2 separate regions of the Mus musculus genome follow, and region 1 is linked to region 2. A link is a loop called in an ENCODE intact Hi-C map of the cell type or tissue named here. Cell type or tissue: heart. All regions are shown on one strand. Links, peaks and the distances in the headings refer to the core of each region. The heading gives the core; the rest is flanking DNA.

Evidence for each region. A loop is a pair of places that touch in the nucleus more often than their neighbours do. Peaks named below come from ENCODE experiments on the same cell type or tissue, not always from the same donor. Only the 100,000 strongest peaks of a DNase experiment are listed, where the experiment ranks them.
Region 1: it touches region 2 in a loop (14-fold over the local background); 20 of 42 quality-filtered maps call a loop at or near these places.

What each region holds. Positions count from the first base shown.
Region 1 is chr5:120,097,472-120,113,084 of GRCm38, reverse strand. No RefSeq gene overlaps it. Among named protein-coding and RNA genes, the nearest start is that of Rbm19, 11 kb to the left of the region's middle. In heart, for the core only: CTCF peaks have their summits at 6,239, 6,458 (motif pointing right) and 12,081 (motif pointing right); DNase peaks (open chromatin) are centred at 9,434 and 9,822; H3K27ac peaks cover 1,001 bases.
Region 2 is chr5:119,732,211-119,747,823 of GRCm38, reverse strand. No RefSeq gene overlaps it. Among named protein-coding and RNA genes, the nearest start is that of Gm42017, 47 kb to the left of the region's middle. In heart, for the core only: CTCF peaks have their summits at 6,539 (motif pointing left) and 8,266 (motif pointing left); no DNase peak of the experiment used is centred there; H3K27ac peaks cover 690 bases; H3K27me3 peaks cover 1,433 bases.

The DNA.
Region 1 (15,613 bases), core at 5,168-13,167, 360 kb before region 2:
GGGAGGAGTGGGGAGACCAAGTCTACCCTGGGCTTTTGAAACCTCAGAGCTGGATCCCAGAGACATACCTCCTCCAAGGCCACGTTTATTCCAACCGGGACTAAACAAATATATGAATCCATGGGGGCCATTCTCATTCAACCCACAATGCTGACCAAGGACAGGGGTCCGTGTAGATAGAACACAGGACCTGGCAAAGAAGCCAAGATGGTTGACTAGGGACTAGATACTAGAGAATGGTCACAGGAAAACCTCCAAGATACACCAGAACACAGAGACAAGCAGAGGACCAAAGACTGTCATGTACATCGTCCCCGTCTGTAGGGACAGTGGCAGGGAAACAGCCTGCGATCTTTGTTTGTCACTGGCAGCCCTGCACTCAAACACTCTAATGGCTGGCTTTGTGTGTCAACTCGACACAGGCTGGAGGTATCACAGAGAAAGGAGCCTCCATTGAGGAAATGCTTCCATGAGCTCCAGCTGTAAGGCATTTTCTCAATTAGTGATGGGGGGGAGGGATTGTGTGTGTGGCCGTCCTGGGTTCTATAAGAAAACAGGCTGAGTAAGCCAGGGGAGCAAGCCAGTAAGCAGCATCCCTCCATGACCTGCTCTGCATCAGCTCCAGCCTCCAAGTTCCTGCCCTGTGTGAGCTCATGTCCTGACTTCCTTTGGTGATGAATAGCAATGTGGAAGTGTAAGCTGAATAAACCGGTTCCTCCCCAGCTTGCTTCTTGGTCATAGTGATTTGTGCAGCAATAGAAACTCCAACACCTACTGCCTCCTCGTTCTCCCCTCCTCCTCATGGGATGCTGCTCAACCTAGCATCTGTAATCCCTTCTCCACACTTTCCTTCTGCACACAGCAAGACCCACCTCGCCCTTTCTCCGAGGGAACGGATGATTTCATTTTAACTCCATCACATCTGAGACCCTATCTCCAAATAAGGTTCCCTGCTGTGGCACTCAATGTTAGTACAACTTCAATTTCTAAGTGTGTTGCAACCTTTTTAATTTTCTGTTGTTTCTGAGACAGGGCCTCTATACATAACCTTGGCTGTCTTAGAATTCACTCTGTAGACCAGGCTGGCCTTGAACTCAAAGATCTGCCCACCCCTGCCTCCCTAATGCTTAGGCTAAAGGCAGTTGTCACTGTGCCTTGCTTATGTTCAAGTGTTAACAATGACATTAGCAGTTGGGCATGGTGATGACGCCTTTAGAACCAGTACTTGGGAGGCAGAGGCAGGCAGATCTCTGAGTTCAAGGCCAGTCTGGTCTACAAAATGAGTTCCTGGAAAGCCAGGGGCTACACAAAGAAACTGTCTCAAAACAAACAAACAATAAAAATCTCAATGACACAATTACTTTAGCCAAGATGATGTCCCTGGCCCATGGGGAGGTGACAGCAATTGCTGCTTCTGGGAAAGGGAGAGAAAAAGTGGTGCCCAGGTAGAGAATATCTTTTAAATAAATATTTATATTTATTATTTGTGTGTCTGTGCACAAGCATGGGAGTGCCATGTCCCCAGAGAGCAGAAGAGGACATTGGGTGTCCTGGAGTGACTGACAGGTGTAAGTCACCAGACATGGGTACTGGGAACCTAAACTTGGTCCCCTGCAAGAACAGCAGGCGCTCTTAACCACTGAGCCCCAAGAAGACATCTTTTATATTGAGTAGTGAGTTGTCATTTTGGGTTTTTTTATTGGATATTTTCTTTATTTACATTTCAAATGTTAGCCCCTTTCCTGGTTGCCCCCCCTCCAAGCCCCCCTATCCCATTCTCCCTCTCCCTACTTCTATGAGGGTGTTCCTCCACCCACCCACCCACTCCCACCTCCCTGCCCTCAGTTCCCCTACACTGGGGCATCTATTGAGCCTTCATAGGACCAAGGACCTCTCCTCTGACTGATGCCTGGCAAGGCCATCCTCTGCTACATATGCAGCTGGAGCCATGTGTACTCCTCTGTTGATGGCCAAGTCCCTGGGAGCTCCTGGGGGACTGGTTGGTTGATATTGTTGTTCTTCTTGTGGGGTTGCAATCCCCTTCATCTCCTTTGGTCCTTTCTCTAACTCCTCTATTGTGGACCCCATGTTCAGTCCAATGGTTGGCTGTGAGCATCCACCCCTGTGTTTGTAAGGTTCTGGCAGGAGACAGATATGGCTCTCAGGAGACAGCCATATCAGGCTCCTTTCAGCATGCACTTCTTAGTATCCACTAAAGTGTCTGAGTTTGGTAACTGAATATGGGATGAATTCCCAGATGGGATGGTCATCATTTGGTTTTTTCAAAGTTACTGGCTATTCTTAACTAATGACAGTGTTAACCACATGTGGGTATATCTATACTGATATTCACACAATGAAAGTCACCGTCATGACTATGGAGGCTGTCACCAAGGCACGGGAAGGGACAAAAGGCAAGGAATTGTCAGGTTGGATGGATTTGGAATCACCTGCCGCACACACATGGGGCACACCTATGAGTTAACTGTCAAAAAGATTTGATTGAGGTTGGAAGGCCCACCATGAATGTGGTAAGAATCATTCCAGGGGCTGGGTCTCTGCATCTATCTCTCTCTCGGCTTCCTGGCTGTCGGTGTGATGAGACCAGCAGTCTTGCGCTCCTGCCACCATGGCTTCCCCACCATGATGAACTGCACCCACAGACCAAGCGTCAAACACACCCCTTCCTGCCTGCCCATCTGAGGTCGCCTCCACCAGGTCTTTAGTCACGGAACAAGAAAACAGATTGATATACGGATTGATCAGCTTTTCCTTAAAGAGCAGAGAGTGAATCTTTCCGGTTTGGGGAGCGACTCAGTCTCTGAGAAGAGTGCTCAGTTTTGTTCAAAAGTAGCCGGAAGCAGCAGGCCTGGACATGTGAATCTACCCAGCTGGGATTAGAACATGTTTCACACACGTCTTGATAGCGTTGAATCTTAACCACTAGACCACCAGAAGGTGTTGCTTCTACACACATCTATTAAAATGCCATGCTATGGAAATAGATGCAACTATAGGGCTTAGGGGGCAGAGGGGCTTGCTGCAGAAACTCGAAGACCTGAGTTCAAATCCCCTGACTCCATCTATAACTAGGCACAGTGGTATGTGCCAATAACCCTAGGGAGACGGACAAGAGAGAGTTACTGGGAATGAAGCAACGGAGAACAAAGGGACCTCATCTCACACTAGGTGGAAGATGACACACATGACGATCATCCTCTGAACTCCATAGGCATGCCATGCACGCACACACTCTCACACATGTGCCGGATTAAGAAAATGCAGTTATTACATGAGAATTTTTTTTTTAATTTAAAACATACCTATTACAATTTTGGGGGGATACTCAGGGCCTTTTGTTGACTCTGCATTTGATGTACTAAGATGTCCTTAATAAATGGAAATGAGGAACGGGACCACACCCAAGACCCTCTCAGAATTGGCCAGCTTAAGCCTTCTTGGGGTGACTCTGGGGTGACTCTTAGCCTCTAAGCAAAGGGCAGGTACAGGCAGCTTCTCTGGGTCCCAGATTCATAGACTTTGATTTTTATTATTTTTCATGAACTGCTGTTATTAAAACACACAACTAAATATAGCCTCCCCCAGAGACGGCTGCAACTCAGAAAGGTGTTTTAAAGGCATTAAAAGAAAACGGAATGCTCTTTATGAATCCCGTGTCCCCAAGCTGGGCTGCGAAATATGGTTACCACATGTCCAGAAAACCACTCCGTTCATGGCCTTCTGTTCCTGTGCATTAATAAGCTTGCTCACCTTAACTTTATTGCGCCCTTCTTGCCCTCCTGCCTTGCTCCCTACCTCTTGGCCCCCCTTTCCCTCTCCTTCTAGCATTTGAAACTTGGGGGCACCTAGGACCCCCAGGTTGGCTTCGCTGACATCTCAGGAATTAAAAACATCAACAACTCAGGGTGGTCCCTGCAGCTCCAGCCACTGTGGTTCTGGGATGGATTCAGGACCCTGAGCACCAGAACCAGCCCTGAGGGGGTGGGCTTCCCAACCAAGGAAAGGCAAGCAGCAAGGAGATATTCTAGAAGGGTCTAGAACAATGGTTCTCAACCTGTGGTCTCAACTCTTTGGGGTGCAACGACCCTTTCATGGGGGTCACTCGAGGCTGGAAAACACAGATATTTACACTGCAATTCATAACAGTAGCAAAATTGCAGTTATGAAGTAGCAATGAAAATAATTTTATGGCTGGAGGTCAACACAACAAGAGGCACTGAATTAATGGGTTGCAGCATTAGGAAGGTTGAGAACCACTGCTCTAGAAGACAGAAGGGAATTTCAAACGAACTCTGTGTTTCCTATGTGGTTTGTTGTTGTTGCTGCTGATGCTTTTTGTCCCAATGCATGGGACCACCAAGAACCCTGGTAGTGCTGGTGAGACCCTGTGTGATGGTTAATGTTATTTTAAATAGTTATTTAGCATATGTGTGTGTGTGTGTGTGTGTGTGTGTGAGAGAGAGAGAGAGAGAGAGAGAGAGAGAGAGAAGGAGAGAGAGAGCATGCACAAGTACACACACGTGTACAAGTCAGCCGTCAATGGCGGTGTTTCTCCAAATGTCGCTCTCTGCTTTATTTTGGGACAGGGAACATCCCTCACTGAACCCAGGGCCACCCATTCAGCAAGGCTGGCTCAACAGACAGTTCCAGGAATCCTTCTGTCTCCAACCCCCAGTGCTGAGATTAGGGTCTCATTCAGCTTTCCCCATGGGTTCCAGGACTAAACGAGGACTAAACTCAGGCCCTTCTGTTTGCATAACTATTACTCTATGGTCTACACAGCCTCCCTTCTCTGTGTGGGTCCCACCTCCCCTACATAGGATACAGATATGTTGAGGTTTGGTCTTTTGCTATGTTTTATAATGCTAACTACTGGCCCCCAAAATCTGGTTGTCCCCAAGGAGGAGAGACTCTGCACATAGACCCAAGAGACACTATGTGTCCTTGCCACCCCCCCCCAATTATTGGTGTGTAAAGATGCTGCAGCCTATAGCTGGGCAGAATTGAGATAGGTGGGGCCTGGGTTTCTGGGCTTGGAGTCTGAGGAAAACAGGGGGGGAGGAGGAGGAAGAAGAAGAGGAAGAGAAGGAGGAGGAGGAAGAAAAGGCAGAAGGAGAAGAGGAGGAAGAGGAGAACGAGGAGGAGGAGGAGGAGGAGGAGGAGGAGAGGAGGAGGAGGGGGAGGAGGAGGAGGAGGAGGAGAAGAAGAAGAAGAAGAAGAAGAAGAAGAAGAAGAAGAAGAAGAAGAAGAAGAAGAAGAAGAAGAAGAAGAAGAAAAAGAAGGTGGTGCAGAGAAAAGATGTTGTGGGGTAAGAATCTTGAAATTGGGCTGGAGAGATGGTTCTGCAGTTAAGAGCACTGACTGCTCTTCCAGAGGTCCTGAGTTCAAATTCTAGCAACCACGTGGTGGCTCACAACCATTTGGAATGGGATCTGATGCCCTCTCCTGAAGACAGCTACATAAATAAATAAACCTTTTAAAAATTTATATATATGTTTATATATATATGTATGTATGTGTATATGTATATATGTGTATATATATAAAATCTTGAAATCATGGCCATGAGGACTGGCCAATTGGAGTTAAAAGCAGTCCAGATGGAGCATGGCAAGTTATACTGTGGCATGATTGTCAGGGATGTAGACATAGAGGATAGATACCTGCCCAGCTCTAGTGCTGATTAAGTCTTATAATAATAATAATAATTAATAATTATTAATAATAATAAGTTGTGTGTCTTTCATCCAGGAACCGAGTGATCAAAGGCGGGGTAGGAGCCCCTGATTGAGATTAAATAATTTCTATAGCACAGCTGTCATTTAAATTTCCAATGAACATCTCTTTTACAACAATTTCATTTCACCTTCCCCATACCCAATGCTCACCCGGAGAAGAGCAGAGAGACTTGGACTGGGGACTAGATTCCATGTCTGATACTTCCTGCTGTGTGACTGTGGGTAAGTCAGTTACCCTCTCTGAAATCCTCATGCCTCCTTTGTAAAACAGGACTCATCATACACACCTGTGTACCCCTGAGAGTTCAAAAGAATAAATTCACACCAGTCCTCACAGTGCCAACAGCAGGAACAACAAAACTATGTTGCGCTGTAGAAACCAGCTCTTCCCAACCTCACAAGAACTGAGGGATATGTCTGTAATTATGGAGGACATATGGGAGCACAGAGGTGTGGGCGTATCTGAGTTTGCCCAGCCAGTAGTATCTGTCAGGGATGTAGCGCAGAGTCTCACTCACTATGATGTGGGTTCGGCGCCAGAAGCTTCCTGTAGCACCGGCTACTGGGACTCAGTCTCCTTTGCTAACAGCCGGCCCCCATCCCTCTAGCTCCCCCACCCCACTCCCAACAGCACCCCTTGAGTCCTCCCAAGGCTGTTAGGAAAGCGGCCTGCAATTCCACAACACTGCCAGCAGGGGGAAGGAGAGGACCGTGGATCAGCGCTAACAACCCTGGCTTTCTTTGGCCCCTTAAGATTCTTATCCAGACCAGCACAGGGCACGCTTGGTTACAGTTGGCTGGTAAGTATCTCTGCAAACACGAACAGATTTGAATACTGAGTAACTGAAGGAAGCCAGAGAGCCACCCATCTGGGGATGGCAGGATTTGTCAGGGTCCCAGGCAGGGAGGACCCCGGAGGTGTGAGAGTGGCAAAGAAACACCAGGAGATCCTGGGAACGTGGACTTTGAATGTGTAGTCAGTCCGTAGTAGGCCAAGAAGTGGCTCTTCAGTTCCCCTGGGCAAGCAGTCTTGCAGATGTGGTGACAATGTTATGGGCCTTAAGATGGGAAACATTTCGGGAATGGCCCAATGGGCATTTTTGGCATTGCTTCTATCCTAAGAGAGAGAAGAATGACAGGCATTGAGGCCATGCAAGGACAGGGTCAGACTTCAAGATGGCAAGACGTGGGCCCACAAGCCGAGGGAGACTGACAATGTCCTACAAATGGAAGACCCAGGGTCAACTTCTTCTCCCTTGACCATTTAGGGCAGTGGTTCTCCACCTGTGGGTCGAGACCTCTTTTTTTTGGGGGGGGGGTCTAAAACCCTTTCACAGGGATCGCTTAAGATGATCAGGAAACACAGATATTTACATTTCCATACACAACGGCAGCAGAATTACAGTTACGAAGCAGCAACAAAGATAATTTTATGGTTGGGAGTCGCCACACCGTGAGGACCCAGTTAAAGGGTCGCAGCGTTAGGAAGGTTGTGAGATCCACTGGGCTCTAGGAGTACCCTGGTTCTTCTGACCCCAGTTTTCACCCAGAGAAACTAATTTGGGGCTCCGTGTTTAAGAGCTGAGAGTGAGGGGAACATTTACTCATTTTTGTTGTTGCTTTCGGTTTTGCTTTTTTGCTCTTTTGAGACAGGGTTTCTCTGTGTAGCCCTGGCTGTCCTGGAACTCACTCTGTAGACCAGACTGGCCTCGAACTCAGAGATCTGCCTGCCTCTGCCTCCCAAGTTCTGGGATTAAAGGCGTGCACCACCACTGCCTGGCGAGGGGAACATTTGTATTGCTTCAATTTGCTTGTGTAGATTGGTCAGAAGCATGGAATGGAAGGGTTTCAAGATCCCCCTCGGCAGGGACTGGTGGACAGAGACCCAGAGGGAGGGGCCCGCCTGTCTGCTATTCCATCTGTGAGCGCCTGTCAGCCTTCCCATTGGCTGATGTAATCAGGAAGGAGAAAGAGGGGCTAGGGAGCCCCTGTGTATGCACGCATGTGGGGCTCATTTCTGCTCACCCTCTGGACACAGAGCTGGGCTGGAGTTGTGCGGGACGTAAGAGTGTCCAGCCCACCTATGCAGCCAGCAGAGGCTCCTCGGCTTTGAGGGCATCTCCAGGGTTCAGGGAAATTTTTACCCTTCAACACCACAAAGTTCATCCCTGTGGGCTTGACATTGGGGCTTTGAGGATGTGTTCCCAAAAGTGCCTTTTCTGATGGGGGTGTGTGGGGTTCACATCTCTGGTTGCAAGCCTCAATCCTGAGCTTGGGAAAGCTGGGTCACAGTGTCCCTGAGTCAGGAGCTCCACCCTTGAGGAACCTCCCAGCCATCCTCACTCTCTCCACATGCCTCACAAGCAGGAGTAATTGATTACCATGTAGTGGACCACAGCAGCAACAGGAGGCCAGTCATAAGTCAGAAGAAAGGATAGAAGCCAGGAAGTGGTTGCCACCATAGGTGGCAACCTTATCTCCGACCTCCCAAGCTGTGTCACCTCGGGAAAGATGCTTAACCTCTCTGTACAGGTTAAACCTCCTCTCCCAGAGCAGGGACAGCACTCGAGGTCTTGTGGCTTCCGTAGAAAGTTGCCTTTGTCACTCTTCATCTTTAGAAATTCAGATGTGGGGCTGGAGAGATGGTTTAGCAGTTAAGAGCACTGACTGCCCTTCTGGAGGTCCTGAGTTCAAATCCCAGCAACCACATGGTTGCTCACAACCATCTGTAATGAGATCTGACACCCTCTTGTGGTGTGTCTGAAGACAGCTACAGTGTACTTATATATTAGAAGAGCTAAAAAAAAAAAAAAAAAAAAAAAAAATAAGGACCTGGGCATGGTGGCGCATGCCTTTAATCCCAGCACTTGGGAGGCAGAGGCAGGCGGATTTCTGAGTTCGAGGCCAGCCTGGTCTACAGAGTGAGTTCCAGGACAGCCAGGGCTACACAGAGAAACCCTGTCTCGAAACAACAAACAAACAAACAACAACAACAACAACAACAAAAGAAAGAAAGAAAAGGAAAGAAAAGAAAAGAAAAAGAAATTCAGATGTGTTCTGGATCCCCAGGTAGGGAGCAGCTTGAGGACTTGGGGGAACAGAGTGACTGGGACTCACTGTGGTTTCTGGGATTCTGAAGGCTCCTCCTGGCACCCAGAACGTGGTCAGTTCTAGTGGAGCATGCATATGAAGAGCAGGCTCTAAATAAAAGACCTGGAAACTCTGGGCAGATACCTGGTGGGACTGGAAAGAATCCACTGAGAAACAGTATGAAAGTAGTTGGAGATGTGGTCTCATCCCAGCCGAAAGTGATGGCCTACTGAGGGATGGGGGATGTGGGTGAAGGATGGGGGATGGGGGTAGGAGGTAGGGGTGGGGGATGGGAGAGGAAGCACAGGGTAAACTGTTCTCGGATGTTGAGGAGATGCTGTGGATAAGACTGCTGGACCCAGAAGAAAAGACCTTGCCAGATTCCGTCTGGCAGGAGCCCGACCCACCACATCTCCCTTCATGACCTCGCCTGTCAGAATCCTTCTAGCCAAATCCTTGTGGAGCCAGCCTCAGGGGAATGATAACGAAAGCAGAGAGGAAGCTGGGTAGGCGGTGACATCGGGCTGCACACCACCATCTGCTCTCTGGGGGCCTCAGATGAGCCCTCGGGTTTCTGAGCTATCTCTAGGGTCGAGTCCCAGACTCTGAGGTCAATAAGGGACAAACCACTGGCGCGCTCTCAGGCCTTTGGGCGGCAGACTCTGACCTCTGAGCTCCCCAGAGAGGAGAATGCACGAAGTGGGGGTCTGGGGAGATGTCCTGACTCTCAGCTGTTTCCCAGGGATTCCAGCCCTGCAGGAAAGCCTGTCTCCTCTACCCCCCAGCCTGACTGACCCAGGGAGTTCGGGGAGGCTGAAGAGGATGTTGGCTTTTGGAGTTCAAAATTTACTTAGCCCTGTGACCTTGCGGGAGTCAGTCACCCCATCTCTCTGAACCTCAGCTCGCTCATCTCATTTGGAAAGTGGACCGCCTGCCCTGACTGTTTGTTGAGCCCTGTTTTCCCCCGGTAAAGCACTGGAGGGCTAACTCTGACAGCTGTAATGTGTGACCTTATTTGGAAATAGCCTCTGTAGAGGGGGTCAAGTTAAAATGGGGTCAGACAGGATGCGGTTTGGAGCCTATGATCACTTGGTGTTTTTCTAAGAAGACAGAGTCACAGAGGAGAACACAGAGGTCAACGGAGCACCGACTGCAAGGACTCACCTGTAAGACCCAGGGCTCAGAGGCTAGAGACCCACAAGAAGAAGGCCTGTTCCTTCTTGCAGCCGTCAGTTCCTCCTTGAGGCCGCCAGAGGGCGTACAGCCCAGTGGCGGTCAGTTCCTCTCTGCGGCCACCAGGGGGCGCACAGCACTGAGCTTGCCTTTGCCTTGGCCACGAGCTTCCAGGCCTAAGCACGCTGTCATTTTAAGCCTCATGGACTTGGGTTGTGTGTGACAGAAGCCAACGCAAGACAGACAACCTCAAACCAGAGCTCATTGCTTCTGTGTGCACATGGGGGAAAATTTGTACTGCACAGTGGGACTAGGCCGGTTCCCTACTTAGCTTTGATGCCCCTTCCTGTACAGACTCCACGGATTCCTGTAGTCTGTAGCTGGGCTCCAAGGGGATGTCCCCCAGAATAGAAATGGATCCACCTGAAGCTGGGCACACCCAGAGACGTTGAGTGGGCTTGTCTAAGATCACATGGCTGGCAAGCAGCAGAATCAGGTCTTGAACTTAGGACTTTTTCTCATGGCCAAACTTGGCCTTTTGCGCTCGGCTGTGCCTCCAAGTGCAGCATGCTGGGGTAAGCCCGAGGGCGAGGCTGGGGTGCCAAGCCCAGAGGGCATGAGAGAGACCAGTCCAGTTCACCTCCTTCCCATGCTGTCTCTGCCTCGGGGACTCTGGCTCCTCACACGTACACAGCTGCCAGGGATCAAAGCCCTCTCCAAGATGTATTTGCTGTGACTTCCAAACAGACGGGTGTTAGCATGTAGCTAAGAGAAACATCGGGAGGACACAGCGTACAAAAGCCGGAGGGCCTTTAAAGTCCTGGTGATTGATGGACCCTGCTTTGGTCTCAGGCTCTCTGGGGGCTGGGGGTGGAGGGGTGAGGAGCTTGAAGTTCTCAGAACATAGGGCATAGCTGCTGGCCACTGTGGGGACACCTCCCATGGCCCAATCTGTCTCTCCTACTTCCATTCTGAGAGTGAACTGTACGGGCTATAAGCCCTAGGTCAACCTCCACACAGGGAAAAAAAAAAAAACCCCCTTGTCTGTTACCAGGCTGTGCCAATTAAGTGGGACACTTCATGTGTTGTGTCTGGAAGCCACACCCCTGGTGACAACTGAGCTGAGGACCCAGAGCTGGTTGCCAGACATGCTAGATTCTGCTCTCTACTCTTGAATTCGGACAGACCAAGACAGTTTGAAACACCATTGTGGCAGTACATACTTTTTAATCCTAGCATTGGGGAGGATGAGGCAGGAGGGTTGCCATTTTGGGCAAGCCTGGGCTATATAGTGATACCCTGCACCCAGTGAAACTTGGGTCCACTTACACCAGACCTTGGCCTTGTTAAGAGTTTTGGATATGCCCTAAAGAGCTTTGTGTTTCCAAAGCAGGACTCCGGGGAGGGGAACACAGGCCTGCCCAGTCTTGATTTCCAGTTTCCAACTTCCTGTAGCCCAGGCTAGCTTCAATCTTGTTATGTAGCCAAGTATGTCCTTGAACTTCTTTGTTTGTTTGCCTGTTTGTTTGTTTCGAGACAAGGTTTCTCTGTGTAGCTCTAGCTGTCCTGGAACTCACTCTGTAGACCAGGCTGGCCTCAAACTCAGAAATCTGCCTGCCTCTGCCTCCCAAGTGCTGGGATTAAAGGCGTGCGCCACCAATGCCCAGCGGTCTTTGAACGTCTTGATCCTTCTTTCTCCACCACTTGAATGCTGGGATTAATTCCAGGCTTGCTCACCCAGTTTATGTGGTCCTGGGGACCAAATCTGGCCTTGTTGGTGTTAGACAGGAACCATAGCAACTGAGCTACACCCCAGTCTTCTTTCCATTCTCTCCTGCTCCTCCACCCCATGAGCGTGTGCCCGAATGCTCACATGGAAACCAGAAGACAACTAGTGAAAGTCAGCTTGCTGCATACAAAACAAATGATTACACACACACACACACACACACACACACACACACACACACACAGAGAGAGGTTGTTTGTGGTCAGCAGAGAGCATCACATACACACGAGTGTGTGTGTGCCCACAGTGGCCAGCAGAGGGCATCGGATCACTTAGGACAGAGTTACAGGCCATTATGAGCCTCTACGTGGGTGCTAGGAGCTGAACTAAGGTCCTCTGTAAGGGCAGCCAATGCTCTTAATTGCTGAGCTATCTCTCCAGCCCTGGTTCTCTCCTTCCACCATGTGGGTCCTGAGGATCAAACTCAGGCCACCAGGCTTGGCGGCAATTGCCTTTACTCACTGAGCCATCTTGCCAGTCCCTTTTTCTTCAACAACAACAACAGCAACAACAACAACAACAACAACAACAACAACAAAAGCAGGCTGTCCTAAGCATCTCAGTCCTCCTGCCTCAGCTTTCCTGGGCACCCAGGGGCTATAGATCTCTTTGATTTTCCATTCCCAGCACTCCTGGGTTTATGTGATGCTGGGGCCTTGGCCAGGGCCATAGGAACAAAGTCAGCAGGTGATGACAACTGCTGGAGGAAGAGGAAGTTGTCTCCAGCTCTGCAGACAACCTGGTTTACAAATATAAAGTCATAAGCTGGGCATGGAGGCCTAGACCTACAATAATCCCAGTGCCCAGGAGGCCGAGTCTGTATAGAAAATCCTGGGCTGGGGGCTCGTTTGGCCGAGGGCTTGCCTTATGTCATGCACGAAGTCCTGGATTGCATCCCTAGCTCCAGCCCAGAATGCATAAGACACGCTCAGAGAAACACCATCAGTCTAAAAGTACCGTGTTACTTCACACTGAAATCCCCACCACCTATCCCAAATCCCTACATTCCCGACCCTCACTGTTGCTGTTTTCAAGACAAGGTTTTTCTGTGTAGCCTCTAGTTATCCTGGAACTCACTCTGTAGACCAGGCTGGCCTCAAACTCACAGAGATCCACCTGTCTCTGCCTCCCAAGTGCTGGGATTAAAGGCGTGCACCACCATGCCAAGCTCCCTATTTGATTAAAACAAACAAACAAACAAACAAACAAACTAATTTACTTGTGTGTAAATGTATGCTGTTGTGTGTGTGTGTGGTGTGTGTGCATACAAGATGGTTTTGAGTGTCTTCCTCTATGGCTATCTATTCCTTTGAGATAGTGTCTCTCTGAATCTTTTCAGCTAGACTGAAGGTCAGCAAGTCCCAGCTATCCTCCTGTCTCCATCCCTCTTGGGGCAGGTGTTATAGGCATGCACAGTACAGCTGCCTGGTTACGTGGGAGCTGGGATCCAAACCCTGGTTCTTATTAGTTTGGAACAAGTATGGTTAACCTCTGTACCAAATCTCCAGAAGCCAGGTCTCTCCTGACATCACATGGGTTCCAGGGTCTGAACCCCAGTTATTAGTCTTGACAGAAAGCACCTTTACCTAGAGCCATCCCACTGGCTCCTCGTTTGATTTATGTGGCCGAGACAGGCATGGGTAAACAGTGTGGTGTTCTTGCTGTGGTTCAAGTCGAGGGCGAAGGAAGATGTTGAAGGAAGATGTAGTTCAGAGATCCTCCAAGAACCGCAGTGGATCCTTGAGGGGGACAATTCCTGGGAGGGGAGGGGGTCTGGAGAGATGATGATTCTTCTTCCTCCACCTGCCAAGTGCCAGGATGGCAAATGTGTGCCACCATGACCAGTGTTTCATTTAATTCTTAATAATGTCCATGTTCAACAAATATAGCTCTTGAAATCCCTGGGCCCTTGGGGTCAGAGGCTCATGATGGTGGGAATGTGGGAAGGAAGGAATGAAGCTCTGTGCTGGAGAGGAAGCAGGGAAGGGGGCGTGGCAGAGAGGTTCCTGTGTGTGTGTGTGTCTGTAATGCTGTGAATCTGTGTCTCTCTCTCTCTGTGTCTCTGTTTGTATCTCTCTCTCTCTCTCTCTGTCTCTCTCTCTCTGTCTCTGTGTGTGTGTGTGTGTCTGTAATGCTGTGAATCTGTGTCTCTCTCTCCCTGTCTCTGTTTGTATCTCTCTCTCTCTCTCTCTCTCTGTGTGTGTGTGTGTGTGTAACACTGTGAATCTGTCTCTCTCCCTGTGTCTCTGTCTGTCTGTCTCTGTCTGTATCTCTCTCTCTCTGTGTGTCTGTAATGCTGTGAATCTGTCTCTCTCTCCCTGTGTCTCTGTCTGTCTCTGTCTGTATCTCTCTCTCTCTCTCTCTCTCTCTCTCTCTCTCTCTGTGTATCTGTCTGTATCTCTGTGCATGCATGTGTGTGTGTCTGTGTATGTCAATCTGTCTGTATCTCTCTGAGTATCTGTATCTCTCTCCCTGACTCTTTCTGTGTATCTGTCTGTATCTCTTTGTGTGTGTATCTGTCTGTATCTTTCTCTCTGTGTGTGTGTATCTGTCTTTATCTTAGTGTGTGTCTGTGTGTTGTGTGTGTATGTCCTGTGTGCTGTGTGTATGTATGTATGTATGTATGTATGTATGTATGTATATGGTGTACTATGTGCATATTGTATGTGAGTGTATGTATGTTGGTATGTGTGTTGTGTATGTGCCAGTGTGACAAGATTCCTCCAAGGACTCATTCCCAGTGATCTACAGACTCACCTCCTAAAGACTCCCTAAATCTTCCAAAATAGTGTCAGCAGCTGGGGACCAAGCCCCTAACACATGAGGTTTGGGGAGGCACTTTATAACCAGGTTGCAATACCAGCACCCCTTTCTCTACTTAAATAGTTTAAGTCTTTGAGAAAGTTTTATCTGGCTATGTACATTAATATTTGGCTCCTGTTTTAAGAATTTTTAAAAAATAAAAACAATGTTAAGGCCAGAGAAGATGGCTCAGTGGTTATGCTCACTGGATGCTTTGCAGACAACGTAAGCTCGATTCCCAGCACCCACACAGAGGCTTGCAACCATCTGTAACTCCAGTTCCAGGGGACCCAACACTCTCTTCTGGTTCCCTCAGGCAGTAGGCATGCATGTGGTACACAGACATACATACAGGCAAAACACTCATATACATAAAAATAAAGAAGAACTTACAAAGCAATATATTAATTTTTCCAAATAGAGAAAACCATCTTTTGTATGTATGTATGTATGTATGTATGTATGTATGTGTATGTATGTATGTATGTATGTATGTATTTCTGTGGTTGTGTGGGCATTTGCCACATTCATGCATAGAAGCCAGAGAACCGCTGATGTTCAATCTCTCCTACCCTGTGGATTCTGGGATTCCTCAGGCTTGGTGGTAAACCCCTTTAGCTGCTACACTATCTTGCTGTCAAAAGGTACCCTTGTTTCTAAAAATGCCCATAACTGCACTGAATCAGCAAAGGAGATGGAGAAGTGTTTCCTTCTTCCTGCTCAGGCTCAGCCCCTTTCCTGTGCTGAGGATCAACCCCCAGGCCTTGCATGTACTTGGTCAGTGTTCTGTGAGTGCGCTAAGCATCCCCATGAGAAACTCTGTCTTACCATGTAGCCAGAGCTGGCTTTGAACTCACTGTCCTCCTGTCTCAGTTTCCCCAGTGCACAAGGCTCATTCTGTTTAATTATTAGTAGAAATCGCAGCTCTTGAACACCTACAATGAAAGATGGATGGAGACAGACCCCAGAGGCCGGCTTGAGAGGGAATCGTGGCCACCGG
Region 2 (15,613 bases), core at 2,669-10,668:
GCAACCCTTCGACCCTGAGGAAAAAGACAGCTGGTGGTACACGCCTTTAATCCCAGCAGAGGCCGGCAAATCTAAATTCCGTAGGCCAACCTGGTCTACAGAGTGAGTTCCAGGACAGGCAGGGCACAGAGAAACCCTGTCTCGAACTCCCGACCCCCACCCCAAGACAGCTGGGGAAGTGTCTTTGAGTGTGTGCTAGCTATCCCTTCTGGTTTAAACCTTAAAGCAAAGAGCTATGGGGAAGTACTAGCAGCGAATGGACTGCTCTGATATTTGGTGAGTTTTGCAAAGTGGACTGGGGGATGTGCTGCCTAGAGAGAGGTTGGAAGTTTGTGCTCTCCTGACCTTCACTGGATGCCAAGGACCCTTGACACCAAACTTCCACGAAAGACAAGTCTAACCCTTGGCCCTGGAAGTGTTTTCTAAACTTGAGCCTGCCCTGTAAATATAAGGACTTGAGTGTGACTCCTCAGAACTCGGGAAAGCATGGGAGCTGGCCTCTGTATTCCCAGCACTTCCAAAAAAAGACGAGTGGGTGCGCATTCTTGAACAGAAAAATTCCCAGAAGCCCGTGGGCCAAGAACCTGGTAGGCACAGTGCATGCAGTACCTGAAGAGGCCAGAAGAGGGCGTCGGGTCTCCTGGAACTGGAGTTAATAGATAATTGTGAATGGCCATGCGGGTGTTGGGAACGGAACGCGGGTCTTCTGCAGGAACAGCTATTGCTTTTATCCACTGAGCTGTCTCTCCAACATGGACTGGAGAAGCAGAGTAACCAGGACAGCATGCATGTAGCTTACTGGCATCCATGGGCAATAAACAGTGTGAACATAAGATCTGGGGAGATCTGGGGAAAGCAATCACTTGCCTAGAGCCACATAGCACAACCATGGATTCTGTCTCCAGTGCTGGAAGAAAAAACAAACAAACAAACAAACAAAGCAAACAAACAAACAAACAAAAACAAAAGAGATGCGACCCAAATGCTCACCCATAGAAGAATAGTTAGTAAAAGTGGAATATTATTCAGCCATGAAAAGGAAGGGAGCTTAACCTTGAAAGGTTGACATAGTTGATGTTTGCACTTAAGATGTGGAAAATAGGGGGCTGGAGAGATGACTCAGCGGTTAAGAGCACCGACTGCTCTTGGCTCACAACCATCCGTAATGAGATCTGACGCCCTCTTCTGGTGTGTCTGAAGAAAGCTATGGTGTACTTATGTAAAATAATAAATAAACCTTTAAAAAAAAAGATAATAGGAAAATAGGAAGACCAAAGTGACAGGAAGTAGATAAATGACGGAGTGGATAAGTGACAGGAAGTAGAAAGGAAACAGGAAGTAGATAAATGACAGGAAAAAGCTAAGTGACAGGAAGTAGATTTACAGTTGATTAGGCCTGGAAGAAAAAGGAGATGTGAAGACCCTACAGATATAGGGCTTTTTCACTGTAGCTCAGGCTGGCCTTGAACTCACAATGTAGCAGGATGACCTTGATCTTCCTGCCTCTACCTTACAGAGAGATTGAGCCCGGAGCTTATTCCCGTGTGCCGGGCAAACACTCTCCCAACTAACTGAGCTGCACACCCAACCCCAAAAGTTTTCTCTTTGAGCAAAGAAAATGTCAGAATTCAATTGTGTGGAGAGTTGTGTGCTGTATGGTTACAGCCCAAATCACACACTTGAAGAGAGCAGCCTTCTTAGGAGGATCTGAACCAAGCGAGGCTCTGTTGGAGGGAAACAGCCCTGGGTTCATGGTTAGACACACACACACACACACACACACACACACACACACACACACACACACACGGCCAAGTTGTGACAGTTAAGGGGACAGGAAGAGAAGCAGCTTTGCCACTGAGATCAGGAGACTTCCATCTTTCCACGTGTAGTGAGCCGTGTGTGTGTGTGTGTGTGTGTGTGTGTGTGTGTAAGAGAAAGAGGACAATGTTTGTTGACAGGCATTTTTCAGGCATTTTTGGGGGGTCAGTTTTTCTGTTACTTTAATACATACTTGAGACAATCAACTTAACTATAAAAAGGTTCGTGTGACTCATAGTGATCCCAGGCCATGGCTGGTTGGTCCCGACATTTATGGACTTATAGCCAGGCAGGACATGACAGGGAGCAGTTAGTAGAGCAAAACCTATCACTTCCTAATGGGAATACAAATTTAAAAGAAAAAAGAAAAAGAAAAAAAAAAAACAAAATAAAAGGAAACAGACTGCGATCCCAGCCTCCCGCTTAAGGGTTCACCCTGAATGACCTGAAACCCTCTTAGATTCCCCACCTCTCCCATCAACCCTGAGATGTGGTCTTTAGCACAATGGCCTGTGGGGGACAGTTAAGATACAAAAGACAGCACTGGGAAAGTCGGTTTCAGTTGAACACATAGAAGTGTAAAGGGCTGGAGTCTATACAGCTATGGGGAGGACAAACGCCCAGTGAGGGCTCCAGTCTGGCTGTCACGAGGGTTCCATCCCTAGAGCAGGAGTGGATGAGAGACCTGCCCAGAATGACCCCAGTTCTAAGATACCTGTGTTTCCAGGAAGGCTGGCTCTAAGCTTCTCTGGGACCCTGGTAAAGCAACCGCTGCTGTGGGGAGCTCTTGGTGACACCTTCTAGGACTCTGACATTGGGCTAGGACTTGGAAGATGAAAACATCTGAGGAGTGAGTTCTTTGTACCTTGATGGGTCTTGCTAAGACCCTGAATACAGGAATCGTGGGGCCTCTGTGCCTTGTTTGTCCCTGTTTATGGCTTAGGACTGACCAAAGTCCTTGTACCTAGAATGATATAAAAGCAGACGTGGAGTCATGGTTGTCTGGTGGTCTGTTCTTTCTTTAATCCTCACTCCCTCCCTCGAGACCCTGTCGACTGACTGGGCTGGCTTAGTCACACAGCTTTGGGACAAGATTCAGGATGAGTGTTTGAATCGCAGAGCCTCCCGATGGGCCACTTCATACAGCAACCCGTAAACTCGACACATTAATCGTTAGAACTTCATACCATCTTGTGTGTGTGCACGTGTGTTCCTATGAGACAGCTCTTACTTCCAATGCACTTTGTAGAAACATCAGGATGTACCCCCGAGTCAGATGCTAGAAGACCTCAAAGTCTGGGTCTACTCTACATCACCTCTGACCTCACTGTCATAATTACCACCACCATCATCACCATCACCACCACCATCATCACCATTATCACCACCATCACCATCATTACACCCTATGCTCTCTCCATTGAGGCACCTCTATGATGAGGTATCTGCCCCCAAGTGAGCTACCTGATATCCCTGGCCTCCATTTACATTAAGCTTTTGTTTGCCCATCTTTAATTGTACATCAAATATCTGCTTGACCATGGGAAGGTAGTTTTCAACATTCTCCCCTCTGTCACTCTTTCCACGGTATCTGTGGACCTCTTTGTATTTGGTTCTCAGCATCAGCACCAGATAAATATGCACCGAGTTTTAAATTTATATTAAACATGTCCGTAGGGAATTCCCATATCTGGGAATCTGTCTTTTTTTAAAGTAAGTTCTTAGCGGCAGGTTCTGGGTCTCTGAGACCCGTTATCCCGGAAGACTTAATCATGAGAATGCATCCAGGAAACACCAGAGAGCCGTCAGCAACGCAGAGAGCAATCAACAACGCAGATGTGCTTGGCTCTGCAGCCGAGTAGCTTTGTTTGAAGAGCCATGCTCCCCCCAGGCACCAGAGCAGCGTTTAATTTCTCTGGACTCTGTCCTTGATGTGTTGCCTCAGAGAGAGCCCACAGCAGAGATGTGATGGAGGCATCCCGTGGGGGCACGCTGCATCCCCGCATGCCTTTGAACCAACCCCACATCCCAACATGCATCAGTGTGAGCCTTTGAACCAACCCCATATCCCAGCATGCATCAGTGCGAGCCTTTGAACCAACCCCATATCCCAGCATGCCTCAGAGGGAGCCTTTGAACCAGTCCCAAAGACCGGCATTGACACAACACTCATTGGTTTCCAAACAGTGGCCCGGGCGAGAGAGGAGGGTGGGGCCGAGGCCCTCGGATTATATGTGATGCTTCTTCTGTGTTGTCTAACCTGAGATACAGCCTGGCAGCCCGGGCTTCTATCGCACTTTCAGAACCTTCTAGCCAAGAACTTGTTACTTTATCACTGGTTCCAATAACCAAGCTTCTCGATGGATAAACATTCAAGCAAGAAGAAAAAGGCAGAACGGAAATGTCTCTTTATAAAAAAAGATACAGAGGAAAAGAAAAGCAGTGACAGACCATTAGTACAGCTCCTTCCCACAGAACTGGACAGACTTATTATCTTATCTAGGCAACGCCCCCAACACACAGGCACGCACGCACACGTGCACACACACGCACACACCATACACACACACCATACACACAAAACATACATACATACACACCACACACACACACAAACACAAATACAAACACACACAAGCACACATACAACACACTCACAACATGCACAACACACAAAACATACAACTACACATATAAACACACAGAACATATACTCACAATACATAACAAACATATATACAAACACACAACACACATATATACACACAAACACACATTCACACACACAAGCACACATACAACATATATTCACAATACACAGTGCACACAGTACACATACATACAACTACAACACACATACATACACACAAACACACATACATATACTCACAATACACAGCACACACTACACACAAAGCACATATACATACAACACACATATATACACACAAATACACATACACATACTCACAAGCACACATACAACACACTCACTCACAACACACACACGTACACACATCACATATACACACACACACCACACACATATACACACACATATACACGTATGCACAACACACAAACATACGCACAACACACACAGATGCATACACGCAACACACATACACACAAACACACACCACCCACACACTCACATACACACACCACACACAAACGCGCCCACGTGTGCACACACACACCAGGGATGGCTGTCTGCCCCCTATTCCACACTTCTAATCCCTAGAAATTGGTTTCAGTTTTTGCCAAGATGGATGTCGGGCCAGAATGAAAACCAGAGTCGTTTATCTTTACTGCGGCGTTTCCTTCTCTCGTGGCCGAGAGTTCTGAAGATCGGCGACTTGGAGTCGGAATGCCCCTTCCAGAGCGCTTGGGCTCCTGGGTTTGATGATAACGGGAAGGCTCGCCGGCCCTCAGAGGTGTGAAGACTCCTTAGGATGGATGAGGAGATCAGGAGGAAGCAGACAGAGGGCTTTGCAGAACGGGGAAGGGCTGCGGACAGGGCTCACCAGCCCAGATGCAGGCTCAGGCTCCTTCTGAGCCTTCTCTTTAGGAGGGGAGTGGGGCACCAGAGAGCGTCCTGGGCACCTTTTCAATTAAGGGCAGGAGCTGGAGAACCAGAATCCAGTGACAGATTTCTTCCTCTCCTCTGCTCATTGAGGAGAAGAATTCTCTTTGAAGCCAGGGTCTGAAGGCCCAGCCTGCTCAATAAGAAAAGTTTGACTGCTCAGAGAGATCCTGCTGGAGCCTGAGATATGGGGTGAATGGCCGTGAGCACCTCTGCCCCCTTGGTGAAGCCAGGTGTGGTGTGTGTCCTACAGAAAGATGCAGGTCTCTGGGTTTGTGGGCGGCGATTTGTCCAGCACGGACAATTTCTAATTCATTACTCTTCACTCCTCTCGTTTTGGCCTGGGGACTTGAAGTTGCTTTTCTGTTTGTTCAGTTTTGATTGGAGACGGGGTCTTGCAATTGAGCCCAGGGTGGCCTCAAACGCATGGCCCTTCTGCCTTAGCTTCGTGAGCTTGGAGTTGCTTTGAGGAGATCAAGAACACGCACCCTGCCTGTTGCTGCTGTTGCCATTTGGCCGTGGACTGACAGTAGTGGACACTGTCACTACTAGTTTTCCATCCACGGGAGTGAGATGGCAGACGGGACAGGAGGACCTGGCCCAGAAGCAGAGGAGAGGGAAAAAAAAAGTAGATTGTCACTCACTAGCAAATCTGATTCATGAGAGCTGAGGGCACAGGGGAAAGAAACATCACTGTAAAGAACTAATGAAGGCCAAAGAGACCTGTGCTTAAGGGCTGGCGAAATGGCTCAGTCGGTAAGGCACACAAAGCCAGATGGCCTGAGTTCACTCCCTGAGGGCCACTTGGTGGAGGAGTGAGCTAACCCCTGAGAGTTGTCCTCTGATTTCAGTACACGTAACACACACAGACACAGACACAGACACAGACACAGACACAGACACACACAGACACAGACACACACAGACACACACACAGACACACACAGACACACACACACAGACACACACACACACACACACACACACACACACACACACACACACACACACACAGCATTTCAAGGCCTTGGGGCGCAGAGAGAAATCACAACTAGGTAACGGCCCAGAGAACTGAAAATGTGTGTCTCTGGTGCCCTCTAGTGGCCAAAGGCAACCTAAGCAGTGGGCACGCCAAAGCTCCAGGGAACAGAGAGGCAGCTAGTTTCAGATACCTCAGTAGCGAGGACTTGCTAAAGGCACCCCAACAACTCAGGAGAGAACTCCAAGAACAGACCAATGGGATCGCCAGAAATTAGGACACCAGCACTGGTGGCATTGAGTAAGACGATGCAGGGAAGGGGAGGGGAGATTATTAATTTTGTAGACAGCATCTACACAGCAGAGGAAACCAAAACAGAAGTGAAGTCTCAGCGCAGGGAATGGAGATCTTTGCCAACTCTTCATCGAACGGGGATTGGTATCTAGAGTCTATAAGGAATCCAAAGATTAAATGCCAAAATCAAGTGGGTGAGTGAACTGAGCAGGTGGTTCTCAGAAGGAGAAATAGGAATGGCCATTAAACACTGGAAAAGAACCCAACATGCTCAGGCACTGGGGGGATTCCAATCAATACCAGAGGGAAATGACCGAGGGGCTGAGCAATGGCTCAGCAGCTAACAACCGTTCTCAACCTGTGGTCACTACATCCTGGGCAAACCTCTGTCTCCAAAGATATTTACATTAATATTTATAACAGTAGCAAAATTACAGTTACAAAGTAGCAACAAAAATAGTTTTATGGTTGGGGGGGGGGGGAGGTGCCAAACCGTGAGGAACTGAATTAAAGGGTTGCAGCGTTAGGAAGGTTGAGAGCCACTGGGCTGCTCTTGCAGAGGTCCAGGGTTTGATTACCAGCGCTCTCAGGGTGGCTCACAGCCATCTGGCTCAAGACAGACAGACAGACAGACAGCCATAGCTGCTGTGAGGTGATGACTGGGTTATATACTAAGCCAAGCTCCTGCCTGAATTTTTTTTCCTTTCATTCCCTCCCCCACCTCCTCCTTTCCTATCCCTTCTCCCCTGATTCCTCTCCATCCTTCATTTCACTCCCTAGAGAGAGTTTCTCCAACCATGGGTGGTGACAGCTGCCTGCTGGGTTGTTCAGTTGTCCTCCCTGTAGGCTCCTCTTGACCTGTGTTCTGTACCCTCAGCCTTTCAAGACTGCAGTGGGACCCAATGCCAAATGCCCTCCATACGTGCTGGAGTATGGGATGTGTATTCTCTCTCTCTCTCTCTCTCTGTGTGTGTGTGTGTGTGTGTGTGTGTATGTGTCTGTCTGTCTGTCTGTCTGTCTGTCTGTCTGTGTTTCTGTGTCTTTCTGTCTGTCTCTATCTCTGTCTCTGTATTTCTCTGTATCTTCCTGTAACTCTTCTCTCTCTCTCTCCCTCTCCCTCTCCCTCTCCCTCTCCCTCCCCCTCCCCCTCTCCCTCTCCCTCTCCCTCCCCCTCCCCCTCCCCCTCCCCCTTCCCCTTCCCCTCCCCCTCCCCCTCCCCCTCTCCCTCTCCCTCCCCCTCTCCCTCCTTTCTTAGAATAAACTGCTTGAACCTGTTGGGTTCCCTTCAGCTACGACTCCCTGGGGCAGAGAGGAGCTGCCATCTGGGGGAATCTCATCCAAATGTTCAGAAAGTACAGAGGAGGAAGTTGCTGGTTCTTGGACATTTGAAACTGCACTGGTGTGTGACGGGGGAGGGAGGAGACAAACGTGCTTAGTTCACGACCTCTCAAACATAGGGAGATGGCTGAGCAGCTAAGGGCACTGGGTGCTCTTGAAGAAGACCCGTGCATGATTCCCAGTGCCCACATGGCAGCTCACCAGCATCTGTAACTCAAGTTCCAGGGGATCTGATGCCCTCTTCTGGCCTCTAAGGGCATTGCACATACACAGTGCACTTACAAACAAGCACAAGCATACCAGCTCATGAACTCACACATAGAGAAAAGTAAGAATAGATCTTTGAATTAGTGTACAGACCATAGTTTCCTTACAGCTATGGTTGCCCTCCCTGCTCTACTGGCCCCCTCCTCCATCTCTGTGTTCCACCCATCAATCCTTAATTGCACCTTTTTCTGCCTCCAGTATTCCACTTTCATGACTTTAAAAAAACAACAACAAAAACAAAAACTGTTTTCCATAACTAGGTGATGTGGAGCACTCCCACGATCTCAGCGTTCAGAAGCAGGACAAGCAGAGGTCAAGGGCTGCCTGGGCTAAATAGTGGATTCAAGACCAGCCTGGGCTACATAAGACACTGTCTCAAACAAACAACACAAAACATCATCATTAAAAACAACAACAAAGTGCTTCCTGATGTTAAAAACTGAAAGTAGGGGCTGGAGAGACAGCTCAGCGGTTAAGAGCACTGACTGCTCTTCCAGAGGTCCTGAGTTCAATTCCCAGCAATCACATGGTGACTGGCAACCATCTGTAATGGGGTCTGATGCCCCCCTCTTCTGGTATGTCTGAAGACAGCTAGTGTACTCATGTATATACACACACACACACACACACACACACACACACACACACACACACACACATATATATATTAGATAGATAGATAGATAGATAGATAGATAGATAGATAGATAGATAGATAGATAGATTAAAAAAAAAAACTTGGAAGTGAGCTTCCCCCCAAACAACAGCCATAACAACTTGCACATGATGCTACACACACATACCAAGCCACCCACTTCAGTGCCGGTAGCTGGTCTGAATATTCTGCTCTGAGAGAAAGACTAGGATACAGAGCATCAGGGCTGAAGAGATGCTGCAGTGAATAGGAACACAACCTGCAAGAGTATGAAGACCTAAACTCTGCCACATATATGCACACTTAAATACAACACATATGCATACACACTTAAACACACACACATGCCAAGGTCACACATCAACCGTGCTGCTGGGGCAGAGGCAGGAGGATAGCTGTGCTTGCCAGCCACCAGGCTCAGTGAGAGACCTTGTCTCAAGGGGTGATGGAGCAGAAAATGCAATGTCCTCCCCTGACCTCCAGATGAGAGTCCTCACTGACCTTTCTCACATGCACACTCAAGCTTGCATGCACATGCACACATACATACACACAACACACACACAATTACACATACAAACACAAACACACAGCACACACACAACACATACTACATACTCAATACACACAAGCACACATACCACACATACACACACATACCATACACAAAACACACACAACACGCATACAACATATATAACACACATACAAACACACATACAATACACTCACTCACGACACACAACACCCGTGTACACACATACAAATACATACTACACACAAAACACATACAACACACACATATACACACTTAAACACAACACATATGCACAAACACACATACCACACACAAAATACACAACATACATACACACAACACACATATATCCACACATACATACTTACACACATATATACATACACAACACACAAACACACACATATCCACATACACAACACACACACACACAAACATACGTGTGTGCAGAGCCTCATGAAAATCAACCAATAAGAATTTCAAACTACAGGCCAGAACACTGAAGCTGTACATGTCTTAAGCCTTCATCTTTTTTATAACTACTAAATGGTACACACCTATCTTATTATGCCTATATTTAAATTATTTTATGTCACTTTCATAAAGTTATCTGTTACCAAATATTTATGCAAAGCAGGGTTCATTTAACTTAACACTTAACTTTAAATTGACATTTAAGTCATTAGACATAACTATAAGATCAGCTCATATTTGTAATAACAAACTGTGCGTATATTTTATGTTTTTAAAGAGCAATAGGACTGCATTACCAAAGCTGTGCTCATTTAACATATAATGAGGTGTATGATCTGTTGTGTTTATAGCAATAAGTTGTGCACACATTTTATTTATATTAAGAGCATTCTAAAATGTTGACTCCTGTCCAGTCATAGAGACATTGCTTAACTTTGATAATTGGATCACTTAGCCACACAAATTTTTCCTCTTAGCTGATACCAAAGTGACTTTTTGTAAGTGATCAAACGATGCTGGTTTTATATTTTCATCTGTGCTAAACGCAAGTGAGTTTCTTCCTAGACCACAAGCTGCTCCCACAGGCATAAGATAAAAGCAATTTATTGGTATGTATTAATTGCATAAAATAATGATTTTCATTGTACCATTCTCAGATGTATATATAAGATACTTTTCTTTTTCATGAGACAGGGTTTCTCTGTGAAGCCCTGGAACTTGCTAAGTAGACCAGGCTGGCCTTGAACTCTCAGAGATCCACCCATTTGCTCCAGTTGTTGAGATAAATGGTGTGCACCACCACACCTAGGTCCTTCATTTTCAATATCCAAGATACCAATCCTCTGTCAGTTGACTAGCTATCTCTCTAGTCTCAAATATATTTTTAAAATGTGAGCTAAGTCCTTTCTCCTTTAAAATAACTAAATACAACAATGATTAAAAGTATAAAACCAGGGGGACTGGAGAGATGTCTCAGCAGTTAAGAGCACTGACTACACTTCCACAGGTCCTGAGTTCAATTCCCAGCAACCACATGGTGGCTCACAACCATCTGTAGTGAGATCTGATACCCTCTTCTGGTGTGTCTGAAGAGAGTGATCGTGTACTCATATAAATAAAATAAATACTTTTTTATATATAAAAAAGTATAAAACAGAGAGCCAGTGAGTGGCTCAGTAGACAAAGGCACTTGCCACCTGTGATGGTTTGTATATCCTTGGACCAGGGAGTGGCACCATCTGGAGGTGTGGCCTTGTTGCAATAGGTGTGACCTGGTTGGAATGGGTGTGTCACTGTGGGTGTGGGCCAAAGATCCCTAGTTGCCTGGAAGTCAGTCTTCCACTAGAAGCCTTTGGATGAAGACATAGAACTCTCAGCTCCTCCTGCGCCATGCCTGCCTGGATACTGCCATGCTCCCACCTTGATGATAATGGACTGAACCTCTGAACCTGTAAGCCAGCCCCAATTAAATGTTGTTTTTATAAGACTTGCCTTGGTCATGGTGTCTGTTCACAGCAGTAAAACCCTAAGATACCACCTGACACCAGAGTCACATCCTCTGGCCCCACGTGGTTGGAGGACCTCACAGATCTCTGAAAGGTGTCCTCTGACTTCCACATGTGCACCACGGCACATGGCCACCCACATAGACACACAGACAAACACATAAATAAATAAATAAATAAATAAATAAATAAATAAATAAATAACAGGGCTTGACAGTGCATGCTGGCAATTCTGATATGCAGGAGGCTGAGGCAGGAGGATTGCAAGTTCCAGGTTAGCTTAGGGTAGATAGGGAGACCCAGTCTCAAAAGCAGTAACAAAATAAACAAACCATTTGCTGCCATTAGAAAGCACTGTACACTACTCTTTCTTGTGCCTTTGTACATTGGGTCTGCAGCATTGGGCTCAACTGCACTAACATAGTATCAATACACACACCAATACAGCATCAATACACACACCAATACAGCATCAATACACACACCAATACAGCATCAATACAGTATCAATGCATACTCCAATACAGCATCAATACACACACTAATGCAGCATCAATTCAACACAAGCTTTGCTGTGTGGCAGCTGTGATGTCCTTCATCAGCCTCAGCTACTGTGGTGGTTAATCATGGACAGCTTAGCAGGAGTTAGAGTCACCTAGGAGACAGTGAGACCCACATCCAGGAATGTCTGAGGACAGAAAGGATTAGCTAAGGGGGAGGGGGGGGAGACCCACCCTCCACGTGGCTACCAGCTTCTCTGTCTTCTGTTGCATGTGATAAACACCATGACTTGAGGGAGGAAAGGGCTCACGGTGGCTCACAGGTCACAGCCCACAAGTCAGGGCAGAAGCTTGAAGCAGAGACCAAAAAGCGAGCCTGGAGGATCAGCCAGAGGTTGAGAGCACTTGCCTGCTCTCCCAGAGGATTCGGGTATGGGTCCCAGCACCGACTTGGTTGCTCACAACCGTCTGTAACTCAGTTCTAGTGACACCCTCTCCTGACTTCTTCGAGCACCAGACACACACATGGTGCACAGACAAACATGCAGGTGAAAGACCCACCCACATAAAATAAAAATAAATATATATCTTTAAAAAAAAATCCAGAGAGGGCCAAGCATAGTGGTGCACACCTTTAATCCCAGCACTGGGGAGGCAGAGGCAAGCAGTTCAAGGCCAGCCTGGTTTACAGAGCAAGATCCAAAACAGTCAGTGTTATACAGAAAAACTCTGTCTCAAACAAACAAGCAAACAAAAGGCCTGATGGCAGTGGTGCACTCCTTTAATTCTGATACTTGGGAGGCAGAGGCAGGTGGATCTCTGAGTTCAAGGCCAGCCTGGTCTACAGAGCAAGTTCCAGAACAGCCAGGTCTACACAGAGAAACCCTGTCTCAAACAAACAAACAGAAATCCACAGTGGCTTAGATTTTTTTTAACCTACTTTTAATAAGGGTTCTTAAGTGCTTCAACCCCCTTCTAGCCCACCGACCAAAGGTAGGGGAGAAAAGATGGTAAATCGGACAAGGGGATGTGGACCTGTTTAGAAGTAATTGGGGCAATTCCAATCTCCATTTGTCAGTTCAGTTCTGTAGTGTCAGCAGTGGTAGCATGATCCAACAGAAACCACCAGGCCTCCGAGAAATCGGCACGAGTCAGCAAGAGTGACCAGGACCAGCTGGGACGTCAGGAGAAGTTCTCTGCTGTGCCTCTCTCAATGACGACCAGCAGAGCATTTCAAAGCTATTCAAAGCGTTTCAAAGGGCAAGCATACCGTCATTGTCCATGGAGTCCTCCCTGCAAACATCCTGTGTCCTCCCAAAGGTCTTGCCTCAGCAAAACATCACACGAATCTGTATCCCATGACACAACCAGAAACTTCCACTTCACAGAGGAGCACTGTTTACTGGCTTGCTCTCTGGTCCACACTCAGCCTGCTTTCTTATATCCACTCAGGCTTGGTCCCACCCACAGTGGGCTGGGCTCCGACATCAGTCATCAATTAAGGCAGTTCCTAACAGATAGACCCACAGGCTAGTCTGATGGAGGCAATTCCTCAGCTGAGGTTCCCTTTGTTGTATCAAGTTGATGATAAAAATTAGCACAGCACGAGTTGGTATCACCAGACTGGGCAGTGGTGGTGCACACTATAACCCCAGCACTTGGGAGGCAGAGGCAGGCCCGTCTCTATGAGTTTGAGGCCAGCCTGGTCTACAGAGCTAGTCAGCCGCAGGATAATTGGGGCTACACAGAGAAGCCCAGTCTCAAAACACAAAACACAACAAAGCAAGTTGGTTTCGCCTTTTGGCTGGGGAGGATGGATCGAATTGAGAAGAAAATGAGAAGCTGTTGAGTTCTGGCTGGCCCCACTCTCCGGCTCTCCAGCCAGCGGTACTTGATCCAAGTCCCCCACATACTCCAGCTGTCTTAGGATGTGATCCTGCCTGCCACTTTCTGTGCTGTTACAGACTGAGATCTCCAGAAACTGTAAGCCAAAACAACCCTCTACCCCTGGTTATCTTGTAAGATATTTGACTCCACCATAATTTCATGGCTATATTGACCCTACCTGTCTCTAACCAGAGTGTTATTAGGTGGCTTGGGGCTACCTCATTATCCCACGCCCATGTAAAGATGTTATAACAGAGAGGTGATGTCACTCTGCAGTGGTGAACGTCAGGGTGTGTTTCTGCAATTGAATACCACACAGTCGGGGTCAGCTGAGTGGACACCCCTCCCCTGTGCACAAGAGCATAACATGAATGTGCATGTGTGTGTTATATTTATTTATTATTGTGTGAGTGTGTGTCCCTGCATCCCCACCCCCACATAGAGGTCAAAGGACAATTTTCAAGAATTTGTTCTCTCTACCTACTGAGCCGCTCACTGGCTCCACGTGTGTGTAATTCCAGGGGAGGGTGGGTAAGACAGGATTTCTCTGTGTAGCCCTGACTGTCTGGAACTCCAGGCTAGCCTTGAACCCAGAGATCTTCCTACGATTGAAAGCAAGTGCCACCACTGCCCAGCTCACGTGTGTATCTTTTAAAAGTCAGCTCTCATGCTAGCTGAGGCCTCGGTAAAATGACGTATGGATTTGACACTCAGCAACTCCGCTAACACCCTGTGTTCCTCTTTTTCATCCCTGTAGAAGGAATTTAATTTTCTCAAGCATGTCCCTTTTTGCCACCAGGAAACCACAAGGTGACAGAACCTTGGCAGATCAGCAGGAAGTCTCCCATAGCTGTGACTGGGTTCAGCCTGATACCACAAAGGGCAGGGAAGTTCTGAAAGCCAGGTACAGCAGGCATCTAATGCTGGCCCCGTGCCAGAGCTCCTTGTCAGGGCTCAGGGCCCTGTGGCTGACTCCCGTCTGCTCCTGTCCTCCTTCCAGCTTTACAGAGCTATTTATCATCACCCCTGTCACTAACAGCCTCTCCCTGTTCCCAGCATTTTTTACCTAGTTGTCTATTCTAAATACACCCACTTTGCCCCCACCTGAATCAATGATTCCGTAATTACATAATCCATGGCTGCCGGAGGAATTCTGGGTTCTCTGTCACTGTTATCTGAAAACCTCAGAAACGCTGCTGTTCCGTGATGGCTTTCTTGGGTTAGGAGGTAGCAGTCCCAGCCTGTAAGCCCCTAAGTTCCTGCTGGGATATGGGAAGCAGAGACAGGAGAGACCCTAGAAGATTCTGGGCTAGCTAGTGTGGCATTCACAGAAGGCAAGAGCAAATGGTTCTGTTCCAGACAAGGTGGAAGCTGAGGGCAGACAGTTGTCCTCTGATCTCCACATGGTCACCATGGCAGAAATGCATCCTTCCTCTCTCCCTCTCCCTCTCCTCCTCCCCCTCCCCCCCTCTCCCTCTCTGTCCCTTTCCATCTCTCTGCCTTTGTGTCTGTCTCTCTCTTTCTCGAATGCATGCACACACACATAGTGGGTGTGGCTCATTGAGTAGGGCATTTGCCTAGCACACAGAGCATAGAGACAAAGCATCCTATTTGGACATGAAGGAACCTGTGATCCCAGCACTCAGGAGGTGGAAGAGGCTCGGAGTTTAAGGTCACCTTTGACTACATAAATTCAAGGCTAGCCTGGGCTACTTGAGACCCTGTATGATGCAGGGGACATCTTGGCTCCCAGCAACTGGAACTAGAAG